Regions from separate parts of the Homo sapiens genome. Here region 2 is linked to region 1. Evidence: read pairs that join two places in POLR2A ChIA-PET (ENCODE). Cell type or tissue: PC-3. All regions are shown on one strand. Links, peaks and the distances in the headings refer to the core of each region. The heading gives the core; the rest is flanking DNA.

Region 1 (5,374 bases), core at 188-5,187:
GAGAACTGCTTGAGACCAACCTGGGCAACATAGTGCAACATCAACTTCATCTCAAAAAAAAAAAAAAAAAAAGGGCCGGGTGCAGTGGCTCACGCCTGTAATCCCAGCACTTTGGGAGGCCAAGGTGGGTGGATCACCTGAGGTCAGGAGTTCAAGACCAGCCTGGCCAACATGGCGAAAACCCATCTCTATTAAAAATACAAAAATTAGCTGGGCATGGTGGCAGGCGCCTGTAATCCCAGCTACCGGGTAGGCTAAGGCAGGAGAATCGCTTGAACCTGGGAGGCAGAGGTTGCAGTGAGCCAAGATCGTGCCATTGCACTCCAGCCTGGGCGACAAAAGCAAAACTCTGTCTCAAAAAAAAAAAAAAGCTATAATTCCCATTTGGGATACCAGTCTCCAAGACAGTCCCAATGACCCTTGCCTTCTGTAATTTAGACCTTGCTGTGTTCCTCCCACATTCCAGGGCTGGCTTGTGTGACCAATAGAATACTGTGGAACTAATAGCATGTGGCTTCCAAGGTAAAACTCAAAAAAGGCATTGCAGGCTGGACACGGTGGCTCACACCCATAATCCCAGAACTTGGGGAGGCCGAGGCGGGTGGATCACTTGAGGCCAGGAGTTCGAGACCAGCCTGGCCAATATGGCAAAAGCCTGTCTCTACTAATTATACAAAAATTAGCCAGACATGGTGGTGCACACCTGTAATCCCAAGTACTCGGGAGGCTAAGGCAGGAGAATCACTTGAACCTGGGAGGCAGAGGTTGCAATGAGCCAAGATTGCGCCACTGCACTCCAGCCTGGGAGACAGAGCAAAAACTCCATCTCAAAAAAAATATCGTTTTTTTTTTAAAGGCATTAAGTTTCCATCTTGGTCTCTTGGCTCTCTTGCTCTGGGAAAAGGCAGCTGCCATATTATGCTGACACCACAGCAGCCCTGTGGAGAGGCTCACCTTGGGCAAGCCAGCTTTGGAGGAGATCCTCAAGCCCTGTGAAGACTCAGGTGTCTCCATCTTGGATGCTAATCCACCATGCTGACTTCTGATTAACCCCAGTCCCCAGGAGTGCCTCCTGATTCCAACGTTGTTTACTGCCCTTTATGTAAGAATATGTACTCACTATAAATCCTCCCTTTAAGCCAAAGCAACCTTGAAGTTATCGTGCAAATTATAGGCTGTGACACACATAGCATTCTTGCCTGTTCTGGAGGGCTGCCTTTAATTCCTTTAATTGCGTCTATACGGCAGGCATGTACACCCCTTCCCTCTGGCGTATAAACCCTCTGGGAAGTAACGGTACAGTGATCTACCTATGTTGCTGCCGTCCAAGACCACACTTCCACCTGTAAATTCCCCAATAATTCATCCTCTACTGACAAACTGGATTCACCTGCCTTGTTCTTTAGTTTCTCCGCTCCTTCTGTGTTTGGGGGTTACTTTGCATACACAGCCCTTCCACAGAATAAGCCCCATTAAAGCCTAAATGACTGCAGTCCCTGACAACCTCTTGGCTGTAATGTCGAGGGAGACTCACAAACCCACAGTCAAGCCGCTCTTGAATTTCTGATCCGCAGTGTGGTAGAGAATATTTTCAGCATTTGTAGTTCATTATTGAATCATCAGTAACTCACTGTTCTCATTTAATGCTATTGATCACCTGCTCCTTCTTGCTAAGGTAATCACCCTTAATATCTTTCACGTTCACTTTTTCTCCCTCCCTAGGCCTCAGCTGGGACCTGCTCTCCCTCCAGAATATTTTGGAATGTTATTTATTTTTTATTTTTCTTTTTTGAGATAGAGTCTCACTCTGTCGCCCAGACTGGAGTGCAGTGGTGCAATCATGACTCACTGCAGCCTCGACATCCTGGGCTCAAATGATCATCCCACCTCAGCCTCCCAAGTAGCTGAGACTACAGACACACACCACCACACCCGGCTAAAAAATTTTTTTTAACAGATAGGGGTCTGCCTATGTAGCCCAGACTGGTCTCCAGCAATCATTCTGCTCTGTCCTCCCGAAGTGTTGCGGTTACAGGCATGAGCCGCCACGCTTAGCCTGAAATGCTTTTTGGTTTTTTTGTTTTGAGACGGAGTCTTGCTGTGTCGCCCAGGCTGGAGTGCAATGGCGCCATCTAGGCTCACTGCAACCTCTGCCTCCCAGATTCAAGCGATTCTCCTGCCTCAGCCTCCTGAGTAGCTGGGACTACAGGTGCGTGCCAACACGCCCGGCTAATTTTCATATTTTTAGTAGAGACGGGGTTTCACCATGTTGGCCAGGCTGGTCTCAAACCCCTGACCTTGTGGTCCGCCCGCGTTGGCCTCCCAAAGTGCTGGAATTATAGGCATGAGCCACCGTGCCTGGCCTGGAATGTTATTTTTATAACAAATTTGACTGAGGTACTTCTCTGATTAAAAGCCATCTCTGGTGGCTCCATACAGCCTGTACTCTCAAACCTAACCCCAACATGAACACATGTATTTATAAATTATATCTATGAACTGCTGTATTAACATACCATTTACATTATAAATCAGATACAGAAAAAGAGATTCCCAAAAAGACAATATTTCCAGATTAAATAGAGGTCTAGGATTTTTTCCCTTCACCACATTGAGAGGTTGTGTGCACCTGCTTGGAGACCACAGACCCAGAGAGAATACACGATCAGTGACTCATTGCCTGAGAACAATGAGTCACTGATGGTCAAATAAATATTCAATGAACTACAGATGCTCAAAATACTCGGTGAATGTCAGGTTCTCAATGAATGTCAGCTGCTACTGGTAGCTGTAAAATTTTTATTACAGAGAAGCTGAGTAAGTTCAAGATTGAAACGTGTCATTTGTGTTTGGAAGATGTCAATGATCTTAGACAGATCATTTTCAGGTTGCCAGGAAGGAGTCAGACTGTGTCTTGGGTGAGAAGAGTAGGAGAAATGACTAACTGCATATGCCTGGCTTTGCAGGCTTCTTATAATCTGACCCCTGCCTCCCTCTTCTGCCTTTTTTCCCTTTACTTCTTCCCTTGTGGTTCAAACGTAAGGATTACAGGGCCGGGAGTGGTGGCTCATGCCTGTAATCCCAGTTCTTTGGGAGGCTGAGGCAGGTGGATCACTTGAGGTCAGGAGTTCGAGACCAGCCTGGCCAACATGGTGAAACCCCATCTCTACTAAAAATACAAAAATTAGCTGGGTGTGGTGACACATGCCTGTAATCTCAGCTACTCAGGGGGCTGAGGCAGGAGAATTGCTTGAACCCGGGAGGCAGAGGTTGCAGTGAGCTGAGATCCTGCCACTGCACTCCAGCCTGGACCATGGAGCAAGACTCCATCTCAAAAAAAAAAAAAAAAAAAGGAAGGATTACAGTCCTACTCATTCCTAAAAACTCTCCTTAAGCACTCTCTCTCCTGGAAGTCACTAAAGGAAACGAAAAACTTTTGCCCCAAAATATACTTCTTTGACACATTTCAAGCTGGCTATTCAGAAGAACTGGAAATACAAGAATAGCTGAAAAGCCGTCTTTTGTGGGAGAGATTTTTATCTATAGAGAAAATCTGCCTTGATGCAGCCAGGCTTTCTCTGAAGCCCTCCTTTGTCCAAATCTAGGGAAGGTTAAGTAAGTGTCTAATACCTTTAAAGGTTTGAAAGGGGTTAGCTGTGTGGGAGGCCAAGGCTGGCAGATCACTTGAGCCCATGAGTTCGAGACCACCCTGGGCAACATAGTGAGACCCCCCCCCCGCCATCTCTACAAAAAATAAAAATAAAAAATAAAGGTTTGAAAGAAACATTCATATCTATTCTCTCTGAGAGTGGTTACCTGTGAAACTTTAGCTACATAACAAGACTACCTTCGCTAGCCAGGCCTGCTCCTTTCCCTCTCCCATAGTCTGTTGTGCCAGAGTCCAACCCCTATTCTTCCTGTAACCTCAAGATGGTATAAAAGCATCCAACCCAGCCTGGGCGCGCCAACCCAGCCCGGGCGCAGTGGCTCACGCCTGTAATCCCAGCACTTTGGGAGGCCAAGGCGAGTGGATCATTTGAGGTCAGGAGTTTGAGATCAGCCTGGCCAACATCGTGAAACCTCTTCTCTACTAAAAATACAAAAATTAGTCAGGTTTGGTGGCACACACCTGTAATCCCAGCTACTTGGAGGCTGAGGCAGGAGAATTGCTTGAACCTGGGAGGCGAAGGTTGCAGTGAGCCAAGATCACACTATTGTACTCCAGGCTGGGCGGCAGCGAGACTCTGTCTCCAAAAAAAAAAAAAAAAAGGCATACAACCCTCTTCCCTTTCTTTGAGATCTTATATTTTGTAAGACTCTCCGACACATTAATAAATTTCTATTTCTCCTATTAATCTGCCTTTTGTCAGTTAATTTTCAGCAACCCTTCAGAGGGCGAAGGGAATGCTCTCCCTTCACTCCTTCGTTGCTTTTGGTTCCTTTTTTTTTTTTTTTTTGAGAGTCTTGCTCTGTTGCCCAGGCTGGAGTGCAGTGGGGTGATCTCTGCCCACTGCAACCTCCACCTCCTGGATTCAAGTGATTCTCCTACCTCAGCCTCCCGAGTAGCTGGGACCACAGGCGCACACCACCACACCCAGCTAATTTTTGTATTTTTAATAGAGACAAGGTTTCTCCATGTTGGCCAGGCTGGTCTCGAACTCCTGACCTCAGATGATCTGCCTGCCTCAGCCTCCCAAAGACTTTTGGTTACTTCTGCCTCCATACCCTGCCCACATCTCATGCTCATCTTTTTCTTCCCAGTGTCACAAAGAATTTACTTAGCTGCCTCTCTCATGAGGCTGTGAGCTCTCAGCCAGCACGGCTATCTTATTTCTCTTCCTTGCATCACAGTGGCATCCACAGTGCCTGATAAGCGGTAGCAATGCAATAACAATAGCTAATACAGGCCAGGCGCGGGGGCTCACACCTGTCATCCCAGGACTTTGGAGGCTGAGGCAGGAGGATGGCTTGAACCCAGGAGTTCAAGACCAGCCTGGGCAATATAGTAAGACCCCTGTCTCTAAAAAAAATTTTAAATAAAATAAAAGAATAGCTAATACATGTGTAGTTTAAATATATGTTAGGCACTGCTCCAGTGTGTTATGCATATTACTTATTTAAGCCTATGAAGTAGGTACAATTATCCCCATTTTGCAAGCGAGAGGGTTGCATTTTGGGCAGAGGGAGGGTGAGTGATTTCCCAAGCTCAGTCTCACCTGTGTATTAGGCGAAGTTCAGGAAATAGTGAACCTATTTAGTGAACCTAAATAGTGAACTCCAGGCGTTGTTTCACAGCTGGATGAGAGAACTCTGGTCACCCAGGCTGAGTCGGGGGAGGGGATTCTCGAAACTGAGGAAGACGGCATCCTATGGG
Region 2 (5,374 bases), core at 238-5,237, 80 kb before region 1:
TCTCTTTTTCCCCACCTCCCCACTCTGCCCATAGGGAGTTGACCTTCACAGTTGCCTTTCAGTAGTCAACATGCCAGGATGCCTCCAGTCTGGGGGAAAATGCTTCCTCATTTGCTTCTCCCAGCCCACCTCAAGCAGTCTCCCCACCCCTTGAGTCTCAGCAGTGTTAAAGCTGTTACTTTCACAGCTTCCTGGGAGCGAGTGCTTTCTCAAGCCCGTCTTGCAAGGTGGGTCCTTTTTTGTTTTTGGCAGAAGGGAGGGACAGTGAAATGTGCTCTGAGTAGGGACGGTTATGCAAAAGCAAGTAGGAGGAGGAAGCCAAGAGGGGAGTTGGTGAGTCAGAGGAGAAAAGCGCATGGCCCGGCTAGCAGTGAGCCTCTCAAAAGCAGCAGGGAAGCCCAAGCCACAAGGTAAGAAGAGAATTTCTGTGTACGACTCCAATGCAGAGCCATTACCCAGAGCTGCTGGAGCAAGAGTATCAGATAACCTCTGGCAGCTAAGCTAGAGATTACAGTGGCGAAGGCGGTTTGCGCAGAGGGGATAAATCAGATCACCTGGGGAATTTTCTGGGTAAAATAAAACACAAGCTGCTTACCAGCAGCCCCCAAGCCCCACTAGCTCTATCCCTAAATGGGTCCAAAAGAGCCCAGAGAGCAGATCAGGCTGTTCTGATGTATATTTTGTAGATGGTCCCCTGGTGCCAACTGACTCGTTCAGATCCTGGCTTTGGAGCTCAAATTTCTGTACTTCCTGCAGCTTCTCCTCTGTTTTCTGCTGGGGAGTGGAAGACAGGAGGTGCAAGGAGCTGTAGGTTTTCTCTAGCTCAGGAGAGGGACAGTGTGATCATTGAAAATTCTCAGCCCTGGGATCCCCAAAACCTGGGTTCTGATCCAGAAAAGGCTATTTATACCGGATGAGCCAGTCAATTAAAGTTTAGTTTATTTATTCTGAAAAATGAAGAAATGTCTCATCACTGTCTAAAATATCTAACCGATCAGTATCATAATTGCAGCTAAAAGGGCTTTAAAAATGTGGAACACCACGCACATGTGCAATATGATTAAGTTATGGTGCCAACATATCAGCTATGGTAGAAGATACGTCTATCTTGCATGGCCTTGGACAAGTATGAAACTTCTAATTGGAATTGAAATACTTTTCTATGTGTAAAATAAATGTAATATTGTCGATGAAAAGAGTCAGACTCTGTGACATATTTGAAGAGATTTATTCTGAGCCAAATATGAGTGACCATGGCCGGTGACACAGCCCTCAGGAGGTCCTGAGAACATGTGTCTAAGGTGGTCGGGGTGCAGCTTGGTTTTATACACTTTAGGGAGACATGAGACTTCAATCAAATACATTTAAGAAATACATCTAGCCAGGCGCGATGGCTCGCGCCTGTAATCCCAGCACTTTGGGAAGCTGAGGCAGGTGGATCACCTGAGGCCAGGAGTTCAAGACCAGCCCGGCCAACATGGCGAAACCCTGTCTGTACTAAAAATACCAAAAAAATTAGCTGGGCATGGTGGCAGGCACCTGTAATCCCAGCTACTCAGGAGGCTGAGGCAGGAGAATCGCTTGAAACCGGGAGGCTGCAGTGAGCCGAGATCCTGCCATTGCACTCTAGCCTGGGCAACAAGAGCAAAACTCCATCTCAAAAAAGAAAAAAGAAAAGAAAAAAGTACGGGTCTGTCGCCCAGGCTGGAGTGCAGTGGTGCGATCTCGGCTCACTGCAACTGAGAGGAAGCCTTCAGATAGCAGGCTTCAGAGAGAATAGGTTGTAAAATGTTTCTTATCAGACTTAAGGTCTGTGTTGGTGTTAATGCTGGAGAGGTATGATGAGGCATGTTAGATCCCCACTTCTTGTCATGGCCTGAAACAGTCTCTCAGGTTAAATTTTAAAAAGACCCCTGGCTGGGCACAGTGGCTCATGGGTGTAATCACAGCACTATTAGGAGACTGAGGTCACTTGAGGTCAGGAGTTCGAGACCTGCCTGGCCAACATGGCAAAACCATGTCTGTACTAAAAATACAAAAAATTAGCCAGGTCACTCGGGAGGCTGAGGCAGGAGAAGCGCTTGAACCTGAGGAGTCGAGGTTGCAGTGAGCTGAGATCGTGCCACTGCACTCCAGCCTGGACAACAGAGCAAGACTTCATTTCAAAAAAAAAAAAAAAAAAAAGAGTCCTGGCTGAGGAGGAAGTCCTTTCAGATGGTTGGGGGGCCTTAGAATTTTATTTTTGGTTTATAATATCTTGCTCAATCTTCCTTTCTGGGTCTCATATAGTAAAAAAAAAAACACTGTACAAATATATGTTCACTTGTCATTTGTTGAAAGATGTTCCTTGAGCACCTACTATGTGCCATGCACTGTCCTTGGCACTAGTGACACAGCCCTGGCGGGACCCAGGTCCAATCCTCCTGACACTGTCTAGGAAGAGTTTGTTATATGGACACCCTTTACCCAGGTGCCTAGCTTCAGAGGTTTTCCAGGTCTTCAGGCTGCTTGTGAGGATGCCAGTTTCCCCAATCCAACCCCATTCTCTCTCTCTTTGCTCAAGGTATCTTCTGCTGTATCTAATTTCTACTTGTAAGGGGCATAATCTCATGGGAAGTGTAAGTTAGGAATGCATCCAGTGGCTGGAACCCAGACTTCTTAAATTAGTATCTATCTGGTTTTTTTCCCCCTCAGAATTTCCCATTTTGTCTCTACGAGGCTACATGGTACCGATTTGGGGGACATCTATAATTCAGCCCACTCTAATCAGCTGCTGCTTGAGGTCACCCATCTGGCACCTTCGTGGTTCCTGTGCCAAACATAGATTCTCCCTTCTCACCACCCTTTGGTGGCGTTTTCAAGTTCCTAAGGTTCTCTTGACTCCTCAGAAATGGCTGTCCTTTGTGTTTTAAGATGATACCGTTCACCCATCGTTGGGGCAACATTTTTTTAAATTAATTTTTTGGGGTGGTGATGATGGAATGTGCTGAGTTTGGGTTTTTTGTTTTGTTTTTGTTTTTTGTTTTTTTTTTTTTGCTTTTGCTTTGTTAGCCTAGTAACTGAGCTGATTCAAGCAAGGTAGCCTATCACCCAGCAATGAGGCTTTTATTTTTTAAATGTTTTCTAAAACTAATTTTCATACAGGAAGAGAAAAATAATTTCCCTCCTGGTTTTAATTAATGCATGCTTGGTATAGTAACTGTTTTTTGGACCAAGGGTTACTGTGCCATACTGCATCTAACCCATGCCTCTGACTTTATTAGTAGCTTGGTCCAAGTAACTGAGACGGCATGGGTAATGTGCTCACTGTTCCATGCAATCACCTAAATTTTAGTCACTGATGCTGAAGAGTGTCCGTGTGCATTTCAGAAAAGGATACTTATGTTTCATTCTCTTGAAGGAGCTCCTTTAGTTTTCTGCTTTCTAGCAATTACTGTGCCTCTTCCCATGCTCATCTATTTTTTTTTTTTTTTTTTTTTTTTTTTTTTTGAGACCAAGTTTCGCTCTGTTGACCAGGCTGGAGTGCAGCGGTGTGATCTTGATCAGGAGATCAAGCCCACACTCATCTATTTACTCACTTACTCATTTATTTAGCAAGTGTTTAATGAGCCGAGCCCTGATCATTTGTAGAATTGTTATGTACGTGTAAGTAAGATAAGATACAGCCTTTCCCTTAAGCTATAGTGGCCCAGAGAAAAGAGAGGCACCCATACAGGCTTTTACTGTCAAAAGGGATGGCTGCTAACAGAAGGTCTGGGAAACAAATTAATCTCAAGAGGGGGCTGGGCGCGGTGCTTCACACCTGTGATCCCAGCACTTTGGCAGGCCGAGGCGGGAGAATCACCTGAGGTCAGGGGTTCGAGACCAGCCTGACCAACATGGCGAATCCCCATTTCCACTAGAAATACAAAAATTAGCTGGGCGTGGCTGTAATCCCAGCTCCTGGGGAGGCTGAGGCAGGAGAATCGCTTGAATCTAGGAGGCAGAGGTTGCGGTGAGCTGAGATCATGCCACTGCACTCCAGCCTGGGCGACAGAGCAAGACTCTGTCTAAAAAATAAAATTAAAAAAAAAAAGTCTCAGGAGAAAGAGACAGAACTTCTTTCAGGGAGAAGGCAGGCTCTCCCTTTCAGGGAGAAGGCAGGTTAGATTCTTGAAGGAATAGTAGCTGTCCTGCAAAAATCTCAGGGCTTTTAAATAACAGGGCAAGTTTGGAAGAACTGAAAGTCGGGAGCCTAAGGCACTAAAACAGAAGGGAGTGACAGGAAATCAAGACCAGGCCATGAAGGACCCCAGGTGCGAGGTGTGGGGATGTTTATTTAATCCCATATACACTGGAAATTTATTGAAGGATTTTTAAGCAGGAAGTTGATAGACTTATGCTTTAAAAAGATATTTTGGCCAGGTGCGGTGGCTCACACCTGTAATCCCAGCACTTTGGGAGGCCAAGGCTGGAAGGTGGCTTGAGGTCAGGAGTTTGACACCAGCCTGGGCAATATAGTGAGGGCCAGTCTCTAGTAAAAAATGAAAAAATTATCTGGGTGTGATTGGACACACCTGTGATCCCAGCTACTGGGGAGGCTGAGACAGGAGGATCGAAAATCACTTGAGCCCAGGAGTTCAAGGCTGCAGTGAGCTATGATCATGCCACTGTACTCCACCCTGGGCAACAGAGTGAGACCCCCGACTCTAAAAAAGGAAAAAAAAGATTTTGGGCCAGGCGTGGTGGCTCACACCTGTAATCCCAGCACTTTGGGAGGCCGAGGCAGGTGGATCACTTGAGGTTAGGAGTTTGAGACCAGCCTGGCCAACATGGCGAAACCCTGTCTCTACTAAAAACACAAAAATTAGCTGGGCACGGTGGTGGGCACCTGTAATCCCAGCCACCTGGGAGGCTGAGGCACAGGAATCACTTGAACCCAGGAGGCAGAAGTTGCAGTGAGCTGAGATCACTGACAGAGTGAGACTCTGTCCCAAAAGAATAAATAGTAATTTAAAAAAAATGAAAAAGGTAGTTTTTGGCAGCAGTGGGTCATGGGGAGATGCTGAGAGACAGAAGAGAAAGGTCGATGTCAAAGGCCACCCTAGACACAAACAGCTGGGAATTCTGGCAATGGGAGAGTGGGATTCGAGGACACTATTGAAGAGTCTCCTTCCATGAAGCGCCCTGGTGACTCGCATCACCTCGCTTCTGCCAGGGCCCAGGAGCATCTGCCTCTGCTGCTCATTACAGTCTTCAGAAATGAGTTTTGCCCAAGACACATCCTAAAGTATCCCCTGGCTCTCTGGTCAGCCCATTGTGTGTCGTCTAGATCCAGATGTGTCTTGGGGCTCAGTGACAAGGGATGGGACTTGCTTCACAAAAGCTACGCTTT

What was found. ChIA-PET counts read pairs that join two places held together with the same protein. Peaks named below come from ENCODE experiments on the same cell type or tissue, not always from the same donor. Only the 100,000 strongest peaks of a DNase experiment are listed, where the experiment ranks them.
Region 2: POLR2A ChIA-PET joins it to region 1 with 20 read pairs; 5 of 35 experiments call an interaction of 5 or more read pairs at or near these places.

The regions. Positions count from the first base shown.
Region 1 is chr16:71,605,786-71,611,159 of GRCh38, forward strand. All of the region lies in intron 2 of LOC105371334 (a long non-coding RNA gene), which reads right to left. Among named protein-coding and RNA genes, the nearest start is that of MARVELD3, 18 kb to the right of the region's middle. RefSeq lists a silencer at 2,189-2,238. In PC-3, for the core only: a CTCF peak has its summit at 2,411; a DNase peak (open chromatin) is centred at 2,736; H3K27ac peaks cover 595 bases.
Region 2 is chr16:71,526,086-71,531,459 of GRCh38, forward strand. CHST4 (carbohydrate sulfotransferase 4) reads left to right here and starts at 341. Exons shown (of 2, transcript NM_001166395.2): 1 at 341-410. RefSeq lists an enhancer at 1-584. In PC-3, for the core only: no CTCF peak of the experiment used is centred there; no DNase peak of the experiment used is centred there; H3K27me3 peaks cover 1,057 bases.